Regions from separate parts of the Homo sapiens genome. Here region 1 is linked to region 2. Evidence: chromatin loops called from intact Hi-C (ENCODE). Cell type or tissue: K562. All regions are shown on one strand. Each heading gives the region's core, and the rest is flanking DNA. Links, peaks and the distances in the headings are about the cores only.

Region 1 (10,948 bases), core at 4,526-7,025, 650 kb after region 2:
GTGTAGACAAAGATTTTATACCTAAGCTTTCAAAAGCACAGGCGACAAAAACAAACATAGACCAATGGAGCTACATTAAACTAAAAGTTTCTGCTCAGCAAAGAAAACAATAAGCAAAGTAAAGAGACAACTTGTAGAACAGGAGAAAATATTTACAAACTGTTCATCTGGCAATGGATTCACATACAGAATAAGACAATAAGACAAGAAAGCAAAACAATTCAACAGCAAAAAAAAAAAATGCCAAATAATACCATTAAAAAGAGGTCAAAGAATTTGAATAGACATCCCTCAAAAGAAACATACAAATGGCCAAAGGGTGTATTTTTTAAAATGCTCAACATCACTAATCATCAGGGCAATGCGAATCAAAATCACAGTGAGACATCATCTCACCCCAGCTAGAGTGACTAATATCAAAAAGACAAAACATAACACATTCTGGCAAGAACGCAGTGTAAAGGAACTCTTATACACTGTTATATACTGTTGGTGAGAAGGTAAATTTTAAATTAATACGGCCATTATGAAAAACATGATAGTGTTTCAGAAACACTAAAAATAGACTATCATCATACAATGCAATAATCCCACTACTGGGTATTTAATCACAGGAAAAAACGTCAGTATATCTAAGGAATTCCTGCACTCCCACGTTTACTGCAGCACTATTCATAATAGCAAAGCTATAGAATCAACCTGTTTTCATCAACAGATGAATGCATAAGGAAAATGTGGCATGCATACACGATGAAATACTTTCCAGTCATAAACAAAAGAATGAAATCTTATCCTCTGCAGCAACATGATGGAACTGGAGGTCATTATGTTAAGTGAAATTAGCCAAGCACAGAAAAACAAATGTCACATGTTCTCTCTCATGTGGGAGCTAAAAAAAGCTGATCTCATGGAGGTATAGTGTAGATTAATAGTTACCAGAGAGGCTGGGAAGGGTTAGGGGTTGTGGGGATGAGGGGTAGTTGGTCAATGGGCACAAACATACGGTTACATAAAAGCAATAAGGTCTATTGTTGTATATCACACAGCAGAGTGAACATAGTTAACATAATTTATTGTACATTTCAAAATACATAGAAGATTTGAAATATTCCCAACATATAGAAATGACAAATGCTCAAGGTGATGGATATCCTAAACACTAATTCGATCCTTACATACTGTATTCATGCATCAAAATAGCACGTATACCCCATAAACATATACAATTATAATGTATCAGTAAAACATGTTCTTTAAATTAAAAAAAACTGTCAATTCTGAATTCTTTACTCAGTGAAAATATCTTTCAGAAGGGAAGGCAAAATAAAATGGTTTTAACCATAAATATACTTGCACTATTCATGACCTGCAGACACACACTATAGAAAATAATAAAGAACACTTCTCAGATAGAAAATCATACTAAAGATGTGACTCTGAATAAAGAAAACAAAAACATCAAATATAGTAACTACATAAAAACATATAGAAATGGTAAATAAACATAGATATAAACGACTTAAATTACATTACAAAACAACTAGACTTAATAGACAACTATAGAACAGTCCATCCAACACAGCAGAATACATAATAATCTCAAGTGCATATGGAACACTCTCCAGGGTAGAACCTGCAAAAAAAAAATGAGTACCTTAAAAAAATAGAAAATCTATAAAGTATATTCTTTGTGTTACTTCACTCTTGTATTGCTATAAAGAAGTACCTGAGCTTGGGTAATCCATAAAGAAAAGAGGTTTAATTGGCTCATGGTTATGCAGGCTCTACAGGAAATCTGGTGCCAGTATCTGCTGCTGGTGAGGGACTCAAGAAGCTTACAATTATGGTGGAATGTGAATGAGGAGCAGGCATGTCACATGGTGAGAGTAGGAGAGAGAGAGGTGGAAAGTGCCACACTCTTTTAAACAACCAGTCTCACATGAACTGGGAGCAACAACTCATTGTCATGAGGGCAGCACCAATTTATTCACGAAGGATCCACGTGGCCCCATGACCCAAACACCTCCCACTAGGCCCACCTCAACACTGGCAGCTACATTTCAACATAAGATTTGGATGGGACAAATATTAAAAGTATATAATTCCACCCCTGGCCCACCAAATCTCATGCCTTTCTCACATTGCAAAATGCAATAATCCCTTCTCAATAATCCCCCAAAGTTCTAAGTCGTTCCAGCATCAAGTTTAACATCCTAAGTCTCATCTGAGACTAACCTCCTGTCACCTATGAGCCTGTAGAATCTAAACAAGTTATTTACACCTAAGATGCAATGGTGGTACAGGCCTTGGGTAAACATTACCATTCCAAAAGGGAGAAAACAACCAAAAGAACAGGCCCCACACAAGTCCTAAACCCAATGGTGCAGTAATTAAATTTCAAACTTCCACAGATCTCTAGGGCATGAAAAGAATTCAGCCAAGCTTTTTACTAAGGCATCACAAGGGTGAACTTTGCTCCAGTTCCCAATAACTATCTCATTCCATCTGAGACCTCAGCAGCCTGGACTTCACTGTCCGTATCTCTATCAGCATCTTGGTCACAACCAGCTGACCAGTCCCCAGGAAGCTCCAAACTTTCCCTCATCTGTCTGTCTTCTTCTGAGCCCTCTAAGCTCTTCAAACCTGTACTTTTTACCCAGTTCCAAAGCTGCTTTCACATTTGCATTATCCTTACATCAACAATCTACTTTTGGTACCAATTTTCTGTGTTCTTTCATTCTTGCATTTTTATAGCACCTTTATAGCACCGCTATAAAGATGTACCTGAGGCTGGGTAATGTATAAGGAAAAGAGGTTTAATTGGATCACTGTTCTGCAGGCTGTATAGGAAGTATGGTGCCAGCATCTGCTTCTGGTCAGGCCCTTAGGAAGCTTACAAAAATGGTGGAAGGTAAAGTGAAACCAGGCATGTCACATGGCAAGAGAAACAAAAAGAAGAAAGAGAGAAAGGAAAGGAAAGGAAGAGAGGGAAGGAGGGAAGAAAGAAAGAAGGAAAGAAGCAAAAAAGGAAAGGAAAGAAACAAAACAAAAGGAAGAGGAAGGAAGGAAGAGAGAGAGAGAGGAAGAAAGAAAGAGAGAGAGAGAGAAGAGATGAGACGAGACGGGGGGGGAGAGAGGCAGGGAAGGAGAGAGGGAGGGAGGAGGAAGGAGGGAGAGAGAGAGAGTGAAAGAAGAAAGAGAGAAAGAAAGAAAGAGAGAAAGAAAAAAAGAAAGAAAGAGAAAGAGAGAGAAGAGTGGGGAAGTGCCACACTCTTTTAAACAACCAGATCTTGTTTAAACTAGTGGTTAGAATTCATTCGTTATTATGAGGACAGCAGCAAGCCAATCATGAAGGGTCAGCCCTCATGACCCAAACACCTCCTACTAGGCCCACCTCCTACAGTGGAGTTCATCTTCCAGCATGAGATATGGAAGGAATAAACAATGATATCATCCTCTGAACACTGATATTGAAAAATAAAAGGTATTATATGAGAACACTGTGAAAAGCTGCATACCAAAAATTAGATGAAAAGAAAAAATCCCTAAAAACATAAAAACTACTAAACTGGCTCAAGGAGGTATAGAAAGTCTGATTAACACTATAACAAGAGTTTAAATTAGTCATTGAAACCTCCCACAAAGAACGGCCCAGGCATGAAGGGTTTCATTGATGAATATTATGAACTGTTTAAGGAATTAATAATAATTATTCATAAACCCTTCCAAAAATATAAGAAAGGGGAACATGAGCAGCTCATTCTATGAGGCCAGAAGTATGCTGATACAAAAACAAAAGACATGAAAAGTGAACTGGAGCACAACAGCCTCTATGAAAACAGATGCAAAACAACCACACTTCAACAAAATACTAGCAAAATATAAAAAGGATTAAACACCATAACTAACTAGTATTCATCCCCAATATTCAAGGGATTCTTAACCTATGGAAATTAATTATTTTAATGCTCCCTATTAAAGAATAAAACCACATGGTTATTTCAACAGTCACATCAAATGTTTTCATGTACGCAGACAGGACTTCCTGTTGTTTTCCCATTCCTGTTAAAGCATCATAAAAGGCACGATTTGTGGTGCTACTGGATGGGGTGCTACTTCATGCAAACTGGATATGTCATGTCCAACCATGAATATACTTAGCCATAAATGCTAAAAGATTGTAATTTGGTGTCAGAGACTTGGTGGTCAGTGACCACTTCCTTGGCAAGTGGTAAGTACAGACATCTGAAAGGATAACTAGGATTTAGGTAGGTATTGGATAAGGAGGTGAGTTACACACAGAAAAAGTTTCACTTAAAAACTCATAGACGCTTGAACACAGAAGATGGCTCAATAGGTCTGAGAAATAAACAAAGTCCAGAATAACTGGAGCTGAATGGAAACAAGGCAAATGACATGAACCATCTGTTTCTCTCTCGACAACTCACTGGGGCATTGTCTCCTCCCTATACCACCCACGTGGATTGTAAAAACATCTGTTCTTAAAACTTTCTTGTGCATCATGACAGCATGTAGCACCTGAATCCAGCTCAGTTAAATGAGGGCAGGACAGTCAACCACAAAACCCAGGTGGCCCAGGAAGCACATCAGGGAGACAAGACCTTGCTGTCAAAAGCAGAGGAAGTGAGATTTTCCATTGTGGCTAAGCCCAGAGCATATGAAATTTCAATGGGTACACAAAAACCATATAGGGTTTGGTTAAGCTGCAGATGCAGTCTTTGCAGGTTTGAATGGGGCCCCAGATTCTCCATGGCAAATAGCCTCCAGTTGAGGTTGATTGATGCTGGTCCTCCAAGGAACACACTTTGGGTGGCTTAGCTCCTATGCACCCTCCTCACTCATGCACAGCTGAAACTCACCTACATAACGCACCTTCTGAGAAGCATAAGTGACCTATTTCTCCTCCACTAATGTGTCTCAGTCCCTTTTACTAAAAAGGAATATCTGAAGTTGGGTAATTTGTAAAGAAGCAAAGGTTTATTTGGGTCATGCTTCTGATGTCTGTAAAGTTCAACAGTGGGCATCTGCATCCAGTGAAGACCTCAAACTGCTTCCACTCCTGACAGAAGGTGAAGATGAGCCGGTGTGTGCAGAAATCAATTGGAAACAGAAAGCAAGTTCTTTCCTAAAAATACTGCAGGAGTTTAATGATCATATTTACAAAGTGTTTAACACAGAGCCTGACACACCCTAGCTGCTCATGAGTTGGCAGCAATTATTGCTGATGTCATTCATGAAAATTGGACCTCAGATGGAGAAACTGCAGTGCAGAGAGTTTGAGAAGTTTAGGGACAAGAAAGACTTAGTGACTTAAAATCGAGTTCTAGGAACTGAGGAGAGCATCCCTGGGCATTTTACTGCCATCTTTTCCAATGTCTCAGAAACTGTTTCAATGTGACGTCAACCAGAGAGGAAAGCAGAGGGGTTTGCAGAACCAGGGGCTACAACTTCATCCACGGGAGAGTGATGTAGTAAGCGGGTGGGAAGGGGCAGCTGAGCTCATCTGAAGGGTGTTTAAGGTTTTCTGGCCCAGGGATCTTTGGCCATCTCTCCCTGCCCAGGGCCTCATTCTTCCACTGACCGGCAGGAGCTGGAGAGTGGCTTCTGAGTCTGGTTAGAGATCCCAGCAGCACCCAGAGGGGGAAGACATTGGAGAGACGGGTCTAAGGTCACTGGAGACACTGTTTGCTGCCTAGAGGGCTGCGACAGGCTCCTTGAAAACAAAATTCAGACACTTTAGGGGAAGAAAACACAGGATGGGAAGGCTCCTCACCAGGGGATTGTGGATAACAGAGACCAAAGCATCTACAAGGAGCCCAGCCCTACTGGAGGTGCCCTGAACACAGAGATCCTAGGGGTGTCTGTATTATTTTGCCAGGGCTGCCATAGCAAAGTAGCACAGCCCTATGGCTCAAAGAACACAAATGTATTTTCTCACTATTCTGCAGATGATGTTAGAATCTAAGATGAAGGTATCTACAGGGTTGGCTCCTTCTGAGCACTGGAGAATCTGTTCCATGCCTCTCCCAGCTTCTGCTGGCTGCGGAGGTGTTTGCTGTTCCCTGCCATGGAGGGAAATCACCCCAATCTCTGCCTCACATTCAAATGGAGTATTCCTCATGTGCGTGTCTGTGTCACAGTTTCCCCTTTTTATAAGGACATGAGTCGTGTTGGATTGGGTACGTACTCTGCTGCAGTATGACCTTTTCTTAACTAATTTCAACTGTAATCACCCTATTTAAATATAAAATCCCACTCTGAGGTCCTTGCAGTGAGGACTTCATTATACAAATTTGAGGGGACTGAAATTCAAATTCCTAACAGTGTGTCTGCCATGACTCAGGCCTCTCCTTGGGGCTCTGCAGGTGGGATGTGCACCACCAACCTCTCAGGTGGGGCATTACCTGACAGCCCAGAAGGACCCCAGGCCCTCTGAAAAATGACGTCTCTTTCATCCACCTTGAGGGACATGTTTTCTGGCTGTCCTTCTCATCCTTTGCATGCTGACATGGGAGACATCATCCTCTGCTTTTTAAAGAAGGACTCCTTCACCTTCCCAATCACCCCAAGTAGATGCCCATGCTGGTTCCACAGAATCAAACCACGGTGGGTTACGAGTTATATTAGCCACCAGCTGACAATATTCCCTGAATGTCCAGGATCCACCCATGCTCTCTGACCATCACCAGAGTGAGCAAATCTCTGATATGTGGGTAAGAGTTTCTCCCATGGGCTCCCAGCCGGGCTGTAAGTGAGGCAAGACCCCTTCTTCAGTGCACGGGGCTCAGTGCAGCTGCCTCCCTGACCAAGTCTTCCTGGGACACTAAGCTTATCAGTTTCTCTCCCCCAGGGACAGTTTTTGGTTGTCCTAAGCCTAGCTCAGCTCTGCTATGAACTTTGCATCCTAAGAGCCCATTAAACACCCCCTTGTGCCTCAATGGAATAACCTGGAGTAAATAGTGTGAGGTGCCCCTGCTTTCTGCTCCCAGGGCCTCTTCTCCTCGGTGGCACCAGCACTGCCCTATTGACCAGCAATCCTCACCTGCCCATTCAGGCCTCTACACTGCCTACCGTGAACAGTCACAGATCACAAACTGATTGCCAAATTTGTGCAGATCATCTTGACAGTTTCTGTGGAACTGGGTGCCTTCTCATAGAACCAGGAAGTCACAAGCCAGGCCAGCTCTAGAGAAGCAACTGGGGGAGTAACATGCATCACAGCGCCTGGACACAACAAAGGGATTTTGCTGTAGTCCTACTAGGACACATCCTAGTGATGTCTCTGAGAACCAGTCTTGGTCCCTGCAACAGAAAGCCTACTAAACAGGACAGTAGGCTGCAAGGTTGGGCACAATTTGTGCCGTGTGTGAGCCATGTAGATTGTGCATGTGTGTATGTGTGTACATATGTGTACATGTGCATTTAGTGTTGCAAGGAAGGGTTGTGTCAAATGTCCCAACTCAAAACTTTTCTGTTTTCCTAAGTTATCTGCTTCTATCTTTACTACCTTTGTACTATCATAAGAATAAGGATAATGATTAGGGTTGAAATAGGAGAAGGAATAATGTTTAATTATTCATTCTTATGTGTTTAATACATATCAAGCACTCTTCAAAACAATTCATATTTATTAAATCACTCAATACGAACTACTCCATGAGCCAAATATTGTCATTATCTCTCCATTTCCAGTTGGAGAATCTGTGATACAGATTTTGACACATGGGAAAGCTAAGGCAAAGAAAGGAAAAGGACTTTGCCCGATGTCAGAACTAGAAAGTGCCTGACCCAGGAGCAGAACCTGAGTCTTCCAGTCCCAGAGACCCTGTTCTTTAACAACAGCCTGTGGGCCTGTCACTGTGCTTTAAGGTAAAGCACTGACATCTCCCTAAGACTCCAGAAAGTTCTCTGTACTTTTTGAATCAAGTAACTCATACTTGCAGTGATTTCCAATGCAGTAGGAATTCTCTGGTGCTGAGGAGTCTACTAGGAATATAATTTCAATGCCTTTAAAATTTTTCAGTAGCCACATTTTAAAAGTAATAAAGAACGGGTGGAAGCAACTTTCGTACTATATTTTCTTTAACTGAGCTTACCCAAATATTATTTCAATATGTAATCAACATAAAAATATTGAGATATTTTATGTTATTTTCCTACAACCTTTTTGAAATCCGGTGTGTTTTACCCCCACATCACATCTTAACTTGAACTACCCACATTTTAAGGACTCAGAAGCTCCCTGGGACTCATGGTTGCTATACTGGACAGAGCAGATCCACATGAATGATGATCCATTTGGATCACAGCCCCTGCAGTACTTACTTAGAACCATCTTGGGGCAATGGAGAGTCCTATGACCCAGAGGGCCTCCTTAGGGAAGAATGGCTGTTCCATTTTCCAACCAAAGTAGAAATATGGCGGGCTCTCAGAAACCAGGGAATTTTTACAATGTGTTTCACACTTCTTCCCTTCTCAAAGACATTGACTATAACTTCCAGTTCGAAGATAAATCTGAGCCATCAAAGGCATTTTTTTCTATTGGTCAGTGGAATGAATGGCAATGGTCCCTGTGGATTGTGCTCCAAGGATCCCTTTCTGTGGGAAGATTCTTACAATAAAACCAACTAAAAGTAGGAAGTTATTGTTTATATGTAGATCTAGATGAAAGGGGGCTGATCATGAGGAATATAGTATTGAAGGTGAGTGTGTTGCTATTCTTCACAAAGGGCTATTTTTGCCTAACTCACAAGCATCAATCATTTTTATGAAGGTGTATTTTCCCAGAGTGGTCTTAGCAAGTTACATCCAACGCTGTATCAGGACCCACAAGCAAGGGTGTCAGAACTGACCTGCCTGAGCGGTCAGCAGGAACCAATGTGGAGACTCTGAGGTCTCCACACCACCAACCATGTCCAACCTCCAGTCAAGTGACAGGAGGAGTGGAAGCATTGGTTGGGAAGGGCTTGGAGGAGCTGCAGTGACATGCTCAGCCAAGTACAGGAGCAGGCATATTGGTGTCATGTGACCTCATCTTATCTCAGTTATCTCTTTTCACCAAACTCCAAGGTGCAATGTGTGGAGGCATCTGTCTGTACCCATGGACACCTTGGGCTTCACACATTATTTCTATTTCTAATGAACCAGTGTTTTGTTAATGAATTCATTTCATCACATCCTTAGTACTTCTAGGTTGGAAAAGCAATACATGTCTCTAAGATATTAGGTAGGAAATATTCTCCCGCCACTCGTATTTATTAAAGTTAAAATGCTTCAGTATCTAATGTGACAGTTGTCCAAATTCAATACCCTTCACCTTGTTAGAAATGGAATCCTGATCCTAACTTGTCTGGAGAGGAGGCTGGCATGAGGAGCATGACCACACATCTGGATGTCCCCAGTGTCACTGCTAACACACGCTCTTTTGTTACTTGCCGTGAAGGGAGCAGAGGGAGCATCCACACCTTTGTCCAAAGGACTTGGAGGACAGTGCACCTGATTAAAAAATGCAGGGCTGTGATAAGTGGGTTCCGGGTCCTGGATGAGGGAAGAGAAGATGAGGAGGCATGGGGTAGGAGGCAGGGCAGGGAGGAGCTGTAAGGTCAGGCTCTGAGTATGGGTGAAATCCTGACTCCACTCACTACTCTCTGGGAGGATTTGATAAATCTTGTAACCTCCTGATGTTGGTTCTCCCATCAATAAACTAAAGGAGAGGTCGTGTCTTAAGCGTATGCTTGCTGTGGGGCTACTGTGAATGTGTGGTTGAGGTGGTGCCTGCAAAACACTCTCCAAAGGGCCTGGCACGTATTAATGTCTCAAAGGAGTCATTCTGCTTAAGCTCGTGGAGGATGACTTTCCTCCTGTGTGCACTAGAGGGCCTTGTTTTGAGGACCCCAGTGACTTCCCTGGTAGGGCTCAAGCACAAAGGGCATGACTGATGCTTCCTCTGAGGCCCCTTCTATTGGGTAAAATTCATGCTCCACTCATGACACCCACCTGGCCCTTCTTCTGACCTTGAGAAATTGCCAATATGAAGCCCTCAGACTCAGAGCTCAGACAGTACCTCAGACAGACATGCTGTAAAGTGGAGAGCAGATTTGCATTCAAAGCTCCTCCCTTCTTGAGCTTCAAGAAGAGGATAAGACAGGAGCTCATAGTGTCCAGGTTCCACTGGGCAGTCTCGAATAGAGCTCTTGGAAGTCCCTCCAACCATGGCCTGGGTCTCCTTCTACCTACTGCCCTTCATTTTCTCCACAGGTCAGAACATCCCAGGGAATTCAGGGAAATGTTTTCACTGCTATTTTCCCATGAGCACCAGTCCTCAGGGGCATTCTTTCCAGTTCTTCTGTGCATTCAGCATCATTCATGACATTCTGTTTACAGGTCTCTGTGCTCTGCCTGTGCTGACTCAGCCCCCGTCTGCATCTGCCTTGCTGGGAGCCTCGATCAAGCTCACCTGCACCCTAAGCAGTGAGCACAGCACCTACACCATCGAATGGTATCAACAGAGACCAGGGAGGTCCCCCCAGTATATAATGAAGGTTAAGAGTGATGGCAGCCACAGCAAGGGGGACGGGATCCCCGATCGCTTCATGGGCTCCAGTTCTGGGGCTGACCGCTACCTCACCTTCTCCAACCTCCAGTCTGACGATGAGGCTGAGTATCACTGTGGAGAGAGCCACACGATTGATGGCCAAGTCGGTTGAGCCACAGTGACACAGATGAAGGGGAAGTGAGGCCAAAACCTCCCACCTCCCCTTTCTCCTCAGGGACTCAGAGTCAACAGCCCTGGGTTCCTCTCCAGTACCCTGAGACCTCTGACTCTCCTCCCTCCAAGACACCCCTAGGCAGAAGCAGATGCAGGCCATGACTGAGGCCATTTTGAAAACTCATCTTTCTGTTTCCTCCACAACAGCCTGTGGGGACC
Region 2 (10,948 bases), core at 4,498-6,997:
AAATTAATAAAGAAATATCATGGCCGGGCGTGGTGGCTCACGCCTGTAATACCAGCACTTTGGGAGGTGGGCGGATCAGGAGGTCAGGAGATCGAGACCATCTTGGCTAACACAGTGAAATCCCATCTCTACTAAAAATACAAAAAATTAGCTGGGTGCGGTGGCAGGCGCCTGCAATCCCAGCTACTCAGGAGGCTGAGGCAGGAGAATGGTGTGAACCCAGGAGGCGGAGCTTGCAGTGAGCCTAGATAGCACCATTGCAGTCCGGCCTGGGCGAAAGAGCGAGACTGTCTCAAAAAAAAAAAAAAAAAAAAAAAAATCACAGTATTTTCACCAGTGCATTTCTGTTTGAGCGAATATGTTGGGTGAAGAAATATATAATATATACTTTTCTAAATGAAATTTTTATCTCACAAAATTGTAGAATTAAATTTTTGTTTTGGATAAGAAATCAAGAAACAATCACACACATTCTTATGATCTCATGAAAACCAGGTATAGGAAAGGAAGTGACGACCCCAAAATTCATCTAAAAAGTGAAGGTTTTGGTTCAAAGATAAGAGGGTTGTCATGTTCAAGACAAAGTCACTACCATTCGTGGTATTTAAAGCTGTTGGTACAAGTGCCTATCATTGCCGATTCCCTTCAAATTTCTTGTGTATGTTTGGATCTTAAACATGAGCACACACAAAAAGAGAAACAGCAAAACTAGAAAACAGATTTACCTTTTTGAGTTTCCAACTGGAGGAGAAAATGAACAAAGAGTAAGAATATCACATGATAATGGGAGGAGGAGTGTTAGGAAGGTGATGAGGAGCAGTTCAGCCTTCCCAGCTTGGGGACAGTCTTAGTGGAGCAGAGAAACCTCCTTCCTGCTGCCACCTGACTCTCTAGAGTAGATGAAGAATAAATAACTAAACATAAAAAGCCCTTAGGAAAAAGATTGTCATGATGTCAGTGCTATTAATAGTTCAGTTAATAATTCTGTAAGAATATGCAAAAACTTACTGGCTTTTTAAAAATTTTTATTTATTTATTTCTTTTGAGACGGAGTCTCGCCCTGTCGCCCAGGTTGGAGTGCAGTGGCGCGATCTCGGCTCACTGCAAGTTCCGCCTCCAGGGTTCAGGCCAACTTACTGGCTTTTATATTTGGAATCACAACCTGAAAGGCTGCAGAACATGAAAGGAAGAAAACTCAGATTGCAGTGTTCATTCTCTTTTATATTATGAGTTTCCTGCAAGAGCTACATCTGTTATTATGCAAAAACAAACAGATAAGGAAACAAGAATTATCCAGCCTCAAGAGTGGAATAAAACATGCACTTTTTTTGCTTGTAGGCATAGGTGAGTAATTCAGACACGGCTGCTGTGGGTGACTCATTTCCCCTTATGATGGAGCCTCAGCAAAAAAGCTTCACAGATTGGGGCTGATTTGGTATGAAGGGGTTGGAATCGACTGAAGGTGACCTCATTGAGAGTCTGCAGTGAAGCCGGCCTTGGCTGAATGACCTACCTGAGGCCTCCCATGTGGCCTGGGTTTCCAGGAAGCTGGGCAGTCCCAGAGAATTCAGAGCTCTGACTTGGTTTATAAAGTGTCACTTCCACAGAAACTGTCAGTGCCGAGAGATCACTAGTGCCAGATCTGGTTAACAGGGAGGGGCCTGATCTCACCCCTCAACGGAAGGTGACGGGAAAACAAAGGAAAAGCTGTCTTCACATCAACATGGGCAGATACCACTTTAAAGCATATTCTGTAGCAGGGTTCCCACTCCAGAAGCTGTGGTACAGGATGTGTCTCCTATGGCATGGGCCAAGGGAGGGTAAAGGTGAGTTTGACATCTGTCTCAGTCACCATGAGGTTTTTCTGACAACTAAATATAAATATGTAAGGTGTCTCACAGCACAATCATGTGACAATAAATGCAGTGCGTGCCTTCAATATTGCTCTATCAAGGAGGCTTTCCCTCCACTCCAGGTGTGAGCACGTGGCTTGCATGTCCCTCCACTCCAGGTGTGAGCACGTGGCTTGCATGTCCCTCCACTCCAGGTGTGAGCACGTGGCTTGCATGCCCCTCCAGCTTCCTGCACTGTGGTCATACTGCTGCTGCCTCATTCTCAGCCTGAGCATCCCTACACAGGCACAAACTCTATGGCTCAGGCTGGTCATCACTCTGGGTCCACAGTAGCTGGTCAGAGAGAAACTGTCTTCAGCCCTGCCCAGCAGGAGAAAAGAGCATTCCAGACTGATCAGCTGGGTTCCTGCCATCCAGAAGTCCTTGTCTGTCTGGAGGCTCAAAACATGACTGTGATTCCTTTGAGGACTCCTCCCATACCCAGGCTGTGGGCTTCGCTGCCCTCCTCAGGACCCGTGCAGCCTGTTCTATCCCTGCCTCAGCTGCAGGCAAAGCTGCTTGCCACAAGCTCCCTGCTCATAGGATGCCGGAGTCCTCCCAAGGGCTGCTCTTCCTGGAGAAGAAGGAGAACCAGGCAGTAAGGTCTACCTGAGCATCATGGGAAGGAAGTGATCCGATTCTGACTCCGGTGGGCGCACACCCTTGGTGCTTTGTGTCTCCTGCTATCCCAGCCACAGGAGTGGGGGAAATGTGTGAGTTGTAGTCCTAGCCGGGAATAATCCATAAAAGGTGAAGGTGAGAGAAGGACACTATGCATGGTGTCACCTTGTTTTCCTCGTTGTTTCAGCGGCCTGAGTCCTGTGTTTCCTGAAAGATCTGTGGCTCGAGGTGACACGCCCTATCAGGGGACAGGAATCAAAGAGGAGAATCTCTGATGGAAAAATTCACAAAGGAAGAGGGAGATAAAAATTGGGCAACATGCTCAGGGTGAGAACGATGGCTTTTTGTCCTTGTGATAGTTTGCTGAGAATGATGGTTTTCAGCTTCATCCATGTCCCTACAAAGGACATGAACTCATAATTTTTTATGGGCAAGGACAAACAACCAAACACCGCATGTTCTCACTCATAGGTGGGAATCGAACAATGAGAACACATGGACACAGGAAGGAGAACATCACACACCGGGGCCTGTTGTGGGGTTGGGGGAGTGGGGAGGGATAGCATTAGGAAATACACCTAATGTAAATGATGAGTTAATGGGTGCAGCACACCAACATGGCACATGTATACATATGTAACAAACCTGCACGTTGTGCACGTGTACCCTAAAACTTAAAGTAAAATAAAAAAAAAAAGACGGCTTTGTGTCAAGGGCTATTTATTTAGTGTCTCTCGTTCCCATTATTAAATAATTTAACAACAAAAATTGCCTTTTCTATGAATTTTCAGGAAATTCTAACCATCATTCCTTTATTAAATATCTAGATATGTACATCTACACATATGCATATACATGTGCATATATAGACATATATTATATTATATATATTTGTGTGTATGCATGTGTGTATATATTTATATATATATACATGCATGTGTATATACACACACAAAGACAAATTAAGAAATATGGGAATATAGTATACTTCTTTAATTTCTTAATAATGTCCATTTATATCTAAAAAAAAGATACCCCTAAGGTTGAACCACTAGAATCATTTTATTTTTAATGTGGAACAATAGAAAGCTTATGGCCCATAAAGATATTGGATAACATATTTTTCTAGCAATATGAGAAATAAGCAAAAGTGTAAAACATTTAAATACAATAATTTAATTCAAAAATATGAAATAATTTGTATTTTTTAGTTGCTATGTTTATCTACCAAGAAGGCATTATATTATTCTGATGTTCTTACACATTGTTGAATTAAAGCTTGTTAAATACAAATGTTATCATATGTGCAAATAGCATATCAACATTTCTTTTTCTCTCATATATTTTCAGAAATCACTTTAAAATGTAGCAGTTCATAATGTTGACAAAATATCAAAATCTATAAACTCTGGGTTTAAAAAACAATGAAATACACAGTACACATAAGAAAATAGTGTCAAAGCTCACTACTATAAGAGACAATGATCAATATTGAAATTTTCTCTTACATGAAGACGCTCAAAACATTTTAGCAGTGACTAGTGAGGTTGTATCCATTCTCTTATGTTTATATTTATGTTTAAAATATTGTCCTTGAGAAGGAGTGTAGGTAGGTATAAGCAGAGGTGGCTGTGCGGATCCAAGATTCTAGCCTGCCCCCTTGATACAGCCCATTACCCTAGTCCCATCCAATCTCACACATGGCCCATCATCATCTTCTGACTTGAGCGGGGAGAGAGACGGTGGGTAGAGAGGGAGGAAAGGAGTTAGTTCAGAGCATAGGAGACGTGGTCAGAGAGTTGGCAGAGGGAGGGAGGGAGGCAGATACTGTGGGTTCACGTGGTGCTTTGACAACTGTGGATTTACTTCTGAATGAAGCATGAAGTCATTGAGAGTGTGGAACAGTAAAATGATATTGCAAAATAAAATAAACTAAGATTCCAGTGAGCATGTTGGGAATCACAAACACTCACAGCTGGGTGAATAAACAAGTGCTGCCATCTGGAGAAAAGTTCCTCAGCACACAAGGAGAAGTGTGTTTGCCTCTGTCAAGCAGAAGTCCACCTATACAGAGACACAAGGAAATGTTTATAAAGAGATCCTTATTCGGAGCAAAGTATTGGAAGCAACATAGGTGTTCAACACAAGTGGAATTTATAACACAAGGAGAAGATAAAATGCTAGCCAGTTGGAAGTAATACAACTTCTTATGCGACACGAATAAAAATATAATTATCAGTTGAAAAACAATAACAACAAACTCCCACCAAATTAAACAAAATCAAAAGCTCTCAAGAAAAAAACAATGTGCCACTTATTTTAAAGCAGAAACATGCATAACGAATTCTTCAAGCTTATATAACGGGCTTTTTGGAAAGTAGACTGGAGGCACATTATTTCACATAAATGGGTGTCTTAGGAAGAGATGGAGACACGTATAATGGCTAAAAAATGAAATAAATCCATAGAGAGGTTTTTAGTGTCTAGTGATAAAAGTACTAATAATATTACGTAATTAAATTCCAAAAAATTAATACAGAAAAATATTCTTGATTTGGGGGTGGTAACAGATGATTAAGTAAAGCGAGTCTACATGAGCTGCTGATGCAGTGGATGACAAGCTCTCTGCAGCTCATTGTTAGTGAGAAGGGCACTGCTTTGCCAGAAACCCCTTTTATTTAGATTTCTCATGGTCCCTGGGTCCCTCTCCAACACCATGAGCAGCTTCAGAAGAGGATCAGGATAACCAGTGACTCTCTGGCTACCATGGCCCAGTTGTGTCCGAGAGGTAAGAAAGGTTTGGGATCTTGGACAGAGTGGGACAGTGGGAGAAATTCCTGAGATGGCCCCAACCAGCCTGGAAACCACTCAGAACCTGCATTGAAGTTTAGCCATCAGGGTGCTCTTGAGACTCGGTTTGGGCTGCAACACAGACCTGTGGGGACAGGGGTCACCATAAGCCAGGCCACCTCCACCCCTGGGTCAGCTCATCTCCTCCCTCTCTGCTTCAGATCTTTGAGTAACCAGCACATGGAGGCCCGGGAAAAGTCAGAGAGCAAGATCTTATTTAAATGCTGTGACTCCACCCCCATGAAGGCTTTGGGAGCTATAAAAAAGAGACTTAGGGGAGCCCAGTCTCCAAACAGAGCTTCAGCAAGCATAGTGGGAATCTGCACCATGCCCTGGGCTCTGCTCCTCCTGACCCTCCTCACTCACTCTGCAGGTGAGAGTGGACCTTACCCAGGGATCTGCACCCACCTCTGCTCCAGCTTCTCCACTCCCTGGCTCAGTGGACTCTGATCCTGCTCTCACATTCCTTTCTGTCCCCTCTACAGTGTCAGTGGTCCAGGCAGGGCTGACTCAGCCACCCTCGGTGTCCAAGGGCTTGAGACAGACCGCCACACTCACCTGCACTGGGAACAGCAACATTGTTGGCAACCAAGGAGCAGCTTGGCTGCAGCAGCACCAGGGCCACCCTCCCAAACTCCTATCCTACAGGAATAACAACCGGCCCTCAGGGATCTCAGAGAGATTCTCTGCATCCAGGTCAGGAAACACAGCCTCCCTGACCATTACTGGACTCCAGCCTGAGGACGAGGCTGACTATTACTGCTCAGCATTGGACAGCAGCCTCAGTGCTCACACAGTGCCTCAGGCCAGTGGGGAAGTGAGATAAAAACTCAAGAGCTCCCTCGGCCTCACTGAACAGGCCTCACAGAGCACTGTTTAAACTGGACCACCCAAAAGACAAGGGATGCATTCACAATAGTGTACACTATTTAGGACTGTTAAAAATAGGAACATGAAGTGAAATTAGCAAGCCTGCCTTATTAACAAATGTGTGTAGGGAACATCATTGTTTATATATTAGTAGTTACATATATATAATACTAGTGCATGAACATACATATGCACTAGCAATTAGTAAAAAAGAAACACTAGGTTTAACTAAGGAAATATTTATTATTCCAGAGTTTTCTTATCCATTCCATTTGAAGATGCTGGGATCAAGTCACCGAGGGTGCTGCTCTCTGGCCTTGAGAATCCACTCAGCAGGGCCACCAGCAGCCCCTCCCTTCTGTGGCCTGCTCATGCCCTGTCTTCTCATTAGAATCCCCTTCCCTGCTGTCACAGGGATCCCTGGACTCCTCCAGATCCAAATATGTCCAATACATTTGGTTGAGGCCTCCTGGGCCCCACATTACTGTGTAATCTCAACACCCACACACTCAAAACAGTGTTCCCATGCGTATTCTTCTTTCGACTCATCACTGTCCTCTAACAGCCATGGGCAGTGTGTGGAGAGAGCAGGTGAAGTTGGAGCTTTGGGGTACAGTTGACAGAGATGTTGACATTTTGAGAAAAAGAAAACACCTATATAGCTGTTTTCAGGATAATTTTCCATCAAGATAAAAATCCACGCATGAGAGCATCACTCTTCCAGTGATGAATGCATGGAGGATCCTTCTCACTCTATTGTTGGGTAGTGACACCTGGGAAACTTACTGTGTTATTTAGTGTGCAGACAGCTGGTAAACCACTCAGCTGACTCTAGGGAAGTTGACCAAACAGTGTCCCCACTGATGTGTGACTTTTCTCCACCCATGAGGCCCCACTACCCTGTCACCTCCTGAGTCCACCTTTCCCATTGCGTTGCTTTAGATTTGAGGCATCTCTCTCTTACCTCTTTAAAGTCTTTACCCAAGTCTGGTTCAGGAAGTGCTGATACACGGTGAGAACCCAGGGTGCATATGGATGGAGTGATTCTGTGCCTAGGAGAGCCTGGCCAGGGGATCCAACACAGCTTGTGGCCATCCTCCCCGCAGTGGAGCTTCTGGAGACAGAGCTCTGAGGTGTCCCCACCACACCCTGGGGCCTTTCTCCCTCAGTTCTTTATAAAAGGGATATTTGTCATGGGCTTAGGGGAAGAGGCCGCTGAGGTCACACAAGACCTGCCTTCTTGCTCTGGCTCACAAGGCACAAGTGAGCTGTGACCCTGGACTCTGTGTCAGTGCTGTGGTCACTTGGTCAGAACTAAGGGAAGCTGGAGAAATGTGGGTAGCTTTGATGCAGTCTGGCACCAGAAGCTCCATCCTGAAGCACTCTGAAGGTGCTGATGGCTGTTCACTGTGCTGCACCCTGAGCAGGAGGATGATCATCATCGCAGACCTAGGGTGACAGCCTCAGAGCTGAAATATTCCTCCTGGCCCTGAGAAAAGTGGGCTAAAGTTCTCCCTTCTGCGTGTGTTACCCAGTGGTTTGCCCCCCTTTCATCACCTGTGACCAACATGGGCTCATTGGGGATATTTGTGCTGTCATTTCTGGCACAAGAACCCAAAGATCTAAGACCATAAAATGCATTTGGTCTTTCATACTGTCTATTCCCATCAGGGCAGACATCTATCCATTAATACATTTTATTTAATTTTCTTGTCTTATATTTTCAGAGCAATGATGAGTAATGAGTGAGGTAAGGGGTACCTTTGCATTTTTTTGATCTCAGGGAAAATGTCCTCCATGCAGTAAGATGATGACTCCGGACCAAGACAGGTGTGTGTGTGTGTGTGTGTGTGCGCGCGCGCGCGCGTGCGCGTGCACACGTGCACACGCATGTGTGTTACCATATCATAAACAAATTTATCTGTTTCTGTATTCTTACGTGATTTTTATTAGGGATAGATATTAAAATTTGCCAAACACATTAAAAATCTATTGATACAATATGATCTTTGGTTGTGATGTAATAATATGGTATTATACCAAAACTTTTATTAATGTTGAACCCAACCATTATTTTAAGTATAAATCCCACTTGACAATGGTGTATAAATGCGTAAATCTGGTGTTGAAATCAGTTCGTTCCTCAAATTTCCTGGTTCAAGTGATCCTCCCACCTCAGCTCCTTGAGTAGCCGGGATTCCAAGTGGGTGTCACCATGCCTGGCTAATTAAAAACAAATCTTATTTGTCTCAACATATTGCCCAGTCTGGTCTCGAACTCCTGGGCACAAGCGATCCTCCTGCCTCAGCCTCCCAGAATGAGTTAACATTTTATTTTAAAATTTTGCATTAATATGTTTATTTTATTTTTTATTTTTAAAATTTTTAACTTTTATTTTAAATTCAGGTGGTACATGTGCAGGTTTGTTACAAGGGTATATTGTGTGATGTTGAAGTATACAATTTTATCTTTTTAAATTGCTCTTAATACATATTTTTAATTTAAATTTCAACTTTTATTTTAAATATAGCAGGTACACGCGCAGGTTTGTTACATGGGTGTATTGCACCCGGGTTGTGAGCATTGTACCCAACAGGTAGTTTTTTACACCATTCCCTCCTCTCCCTCCCCCTCCTAGCAGTGCCCAGTGTCTATTGTTCTCATGTTTATGCCATGCGTGCTCAATGTTTATCTCCCACTTAAAAATGAGAACACGTGGTATTTGGCTTTCTGTCCCTGTGTTAGTTGCCTAGGATTATGTCCCCCTGCTGCATCCATGTTGCTTCAAAGGACATTATTTTATTCCTTTTTATGGATGCATAGTATTCCATGGGGTATATAAACTATATTTTCTTTATCCAACCCACCACTGACGGGCACCTAGGTTGATCCCATGTCTTTGGTATTGTGAATAGTGTGGTGGTGAATATACAAGTGCATGTGGCCTTTGGGTATAATGATCTATTTGTCTTTGGATAGATACCCTGTAATGGGATTGCTGGGTCAAATGGTAGCTCTGTTTTAAGTTCTTTGAGAAGTCTTCAAACTGCTTTCCACAATGCCTGAAATACGGTGTATACGTGTTTTCTTTACTCTACAGCCTCACCATCAGCTGTTGTTTTTTTACTCTAATTATAGCCATTCTGACTGGTGTGACATGGCGTCTCATTGTGGTTTTGATTTGCATATCTTGATGATTAGTGATGATGAGCATTTCTCCACAGTTTTGTTGGCCACTAATTTAGTGCAGTTTTAAGTTCATAGCAAAATACAGAAGAAGGTAGAAAGATATTCCCTATCCTCCCTGGCTCCACACATGTCCAGCCTTCCCCCTTATCAACGGGTCCCATCAGAAATGTACATGTCCTGTAATTGATGAACCACATTGACAGGTCATTATCACTACAAGTCAGTATTTTCCTTAAGGAATTTTTCTCGCTGATGCACATCCTATGGCTATGGGTTTGTGCAAATATATAATGACATATATCCACCATTACAGTATCATGCAGTGTATTTCCCTTCCCTACAAATCTTCTGGCTTTACTGATTCATCTCTCTCTCTCCCCTAACCTTTGGAAGTCGATGACTTTTCTACTTTTTTCCTTTGTTTGACTGTAATACACTTGAAATTATTTCCCCCTTTTTGGACTGTAATATACTTGGAATCACGTATCATGTCATTTGCAGGTCAGCTCCTTTTACTTACTAATAAGCATTTAAGTTTCTTCCATGTCTTTTCGTGGTTTGATAGTGTGTTGTCCATAAACATGTAGAATATATTAATATAAAGTACTTTGGAGCTGATCACATCACTGGCCATTCAGGTTTTTCAATTACTGTTTGTTGAATGACAGTGACCAGTCAGATGACAGGAAGTCTTAGACCCCCTGAGAACACAGAAGATGGACTGAGGATGTCAGGGTCACCGAGGACTGCACTGGGTGCTCTCATGGAGGGCTCAGTAGGGGTGTCCTCTAGTTCCAGTGAGCCTGGACTGTGATGGGCACTCAGAGAAGGGTCCTCTCTAGCCTAGCAGAGCCCCTGCTCACAGGCCTACCAGCTGTCCCAGCAGCTTTCCCTCCCAGGTCCTTCCGTGGGGCAGACAGAGTCTCACTGCCTGTTAGCCCTTCCTACCCACAAGACCCTCAGCAAAAGATCCTTATTCAGTGCTCAGGGAGAGGTGGGGCAGATAGCAGCTGGGGCCACACCTGCATGACCAGCTCCTCCTCGCTGAGGCCTACAGCAGGTAATAAACTCAATCCATCCCACTGGACCAAAGGGAGCTGTGTCTACCATGGCCTGGACCCCTCTCGTGCTTGTCCTCACTCCCTGCACATGTAGGGAAAAGGCCTAGAGACCTGGGGCAGTTCCCAGCTTGTGTCAGCCCCTCTGGCTCAGACTTGCCAACAGCTTAACCCTGACACCTGCTCCAACAATGTAAATGTTTGCATTTCCAGGTTCCCTCTTCCAGGCTGGGCTGACCCAGGTGTCCTCACTCCCAGCATCTTCATGCAGATCAAACACTCACCTGCACTCAGAGCATATCGGCTTTCATATCGGTGGCAAAAATACCTTCTTTTCCCTACAGAATCCAGGGAGCCCTCCAACTATGTTCTGAGATTATGCTCAGGCTAAAATGAGTACCAGGCCTCTGGGGTCCCCAGACAATTCTCTGGGTTGAGAGGCTCCTCCAGAGTCTCAAGTTATTTGGT

Evidence for each region. Hi-C counts contacts between places; a loop is a spot of excess contacts. Peaks named below come from ENCODE experiments on the same cell type or tissue, not always from the same donor. Only the 100,000 strongest peaks of a DNase experiment are listed, where the experiment ranks them.
Region 1: it touches region 2 in a loop (2.7-fold over the local background); 2 of 110 quality-filtered maps call a loop at or near these places.

The regions. Positions count from the first base shown.
Region 1 is chr22:22,861,307-22,872,254 of GRCh38, forward strand. All of the region lies in intron 2 of LOC105372948 (a long non-coding RNA gene), which reads right to left. It overlaps LOC124905086 (a long non-coding RNA gene), which reads right to left and starts at 1,816. Exons shown (of 2, transcript XR_007068015.1): 1 at 1,727-1,816; 2 at 1,037-1,633. It also overlaps IGL and IGLV4-3. In K562, for the core only: no CTCF peak of the experiment used is centred there; DNase peaks (open chromatin) are centred at 5,262, 5,769 and 6,941; H3K27me3 peaks cover 1,551 bases.
Region 2 is chr22:22,209,117-22,220,064 of GRCh38, forward strand. It overlaps IGL, IGLV10-54 and the pseudogene IGLVIV-53. Among named protein-coding and RNA genes, the nearest start is that of VPREB1, 30 kb to the right of the region's middle. In K562, for the core only: a CTCF peak has its summit at 5,492; DNase peaks (open chromatin) are centred at 5,405, 5,698, 6,130, 6,642 and 1 weaker place; H3K27me3 peaks cover 1,296 bases.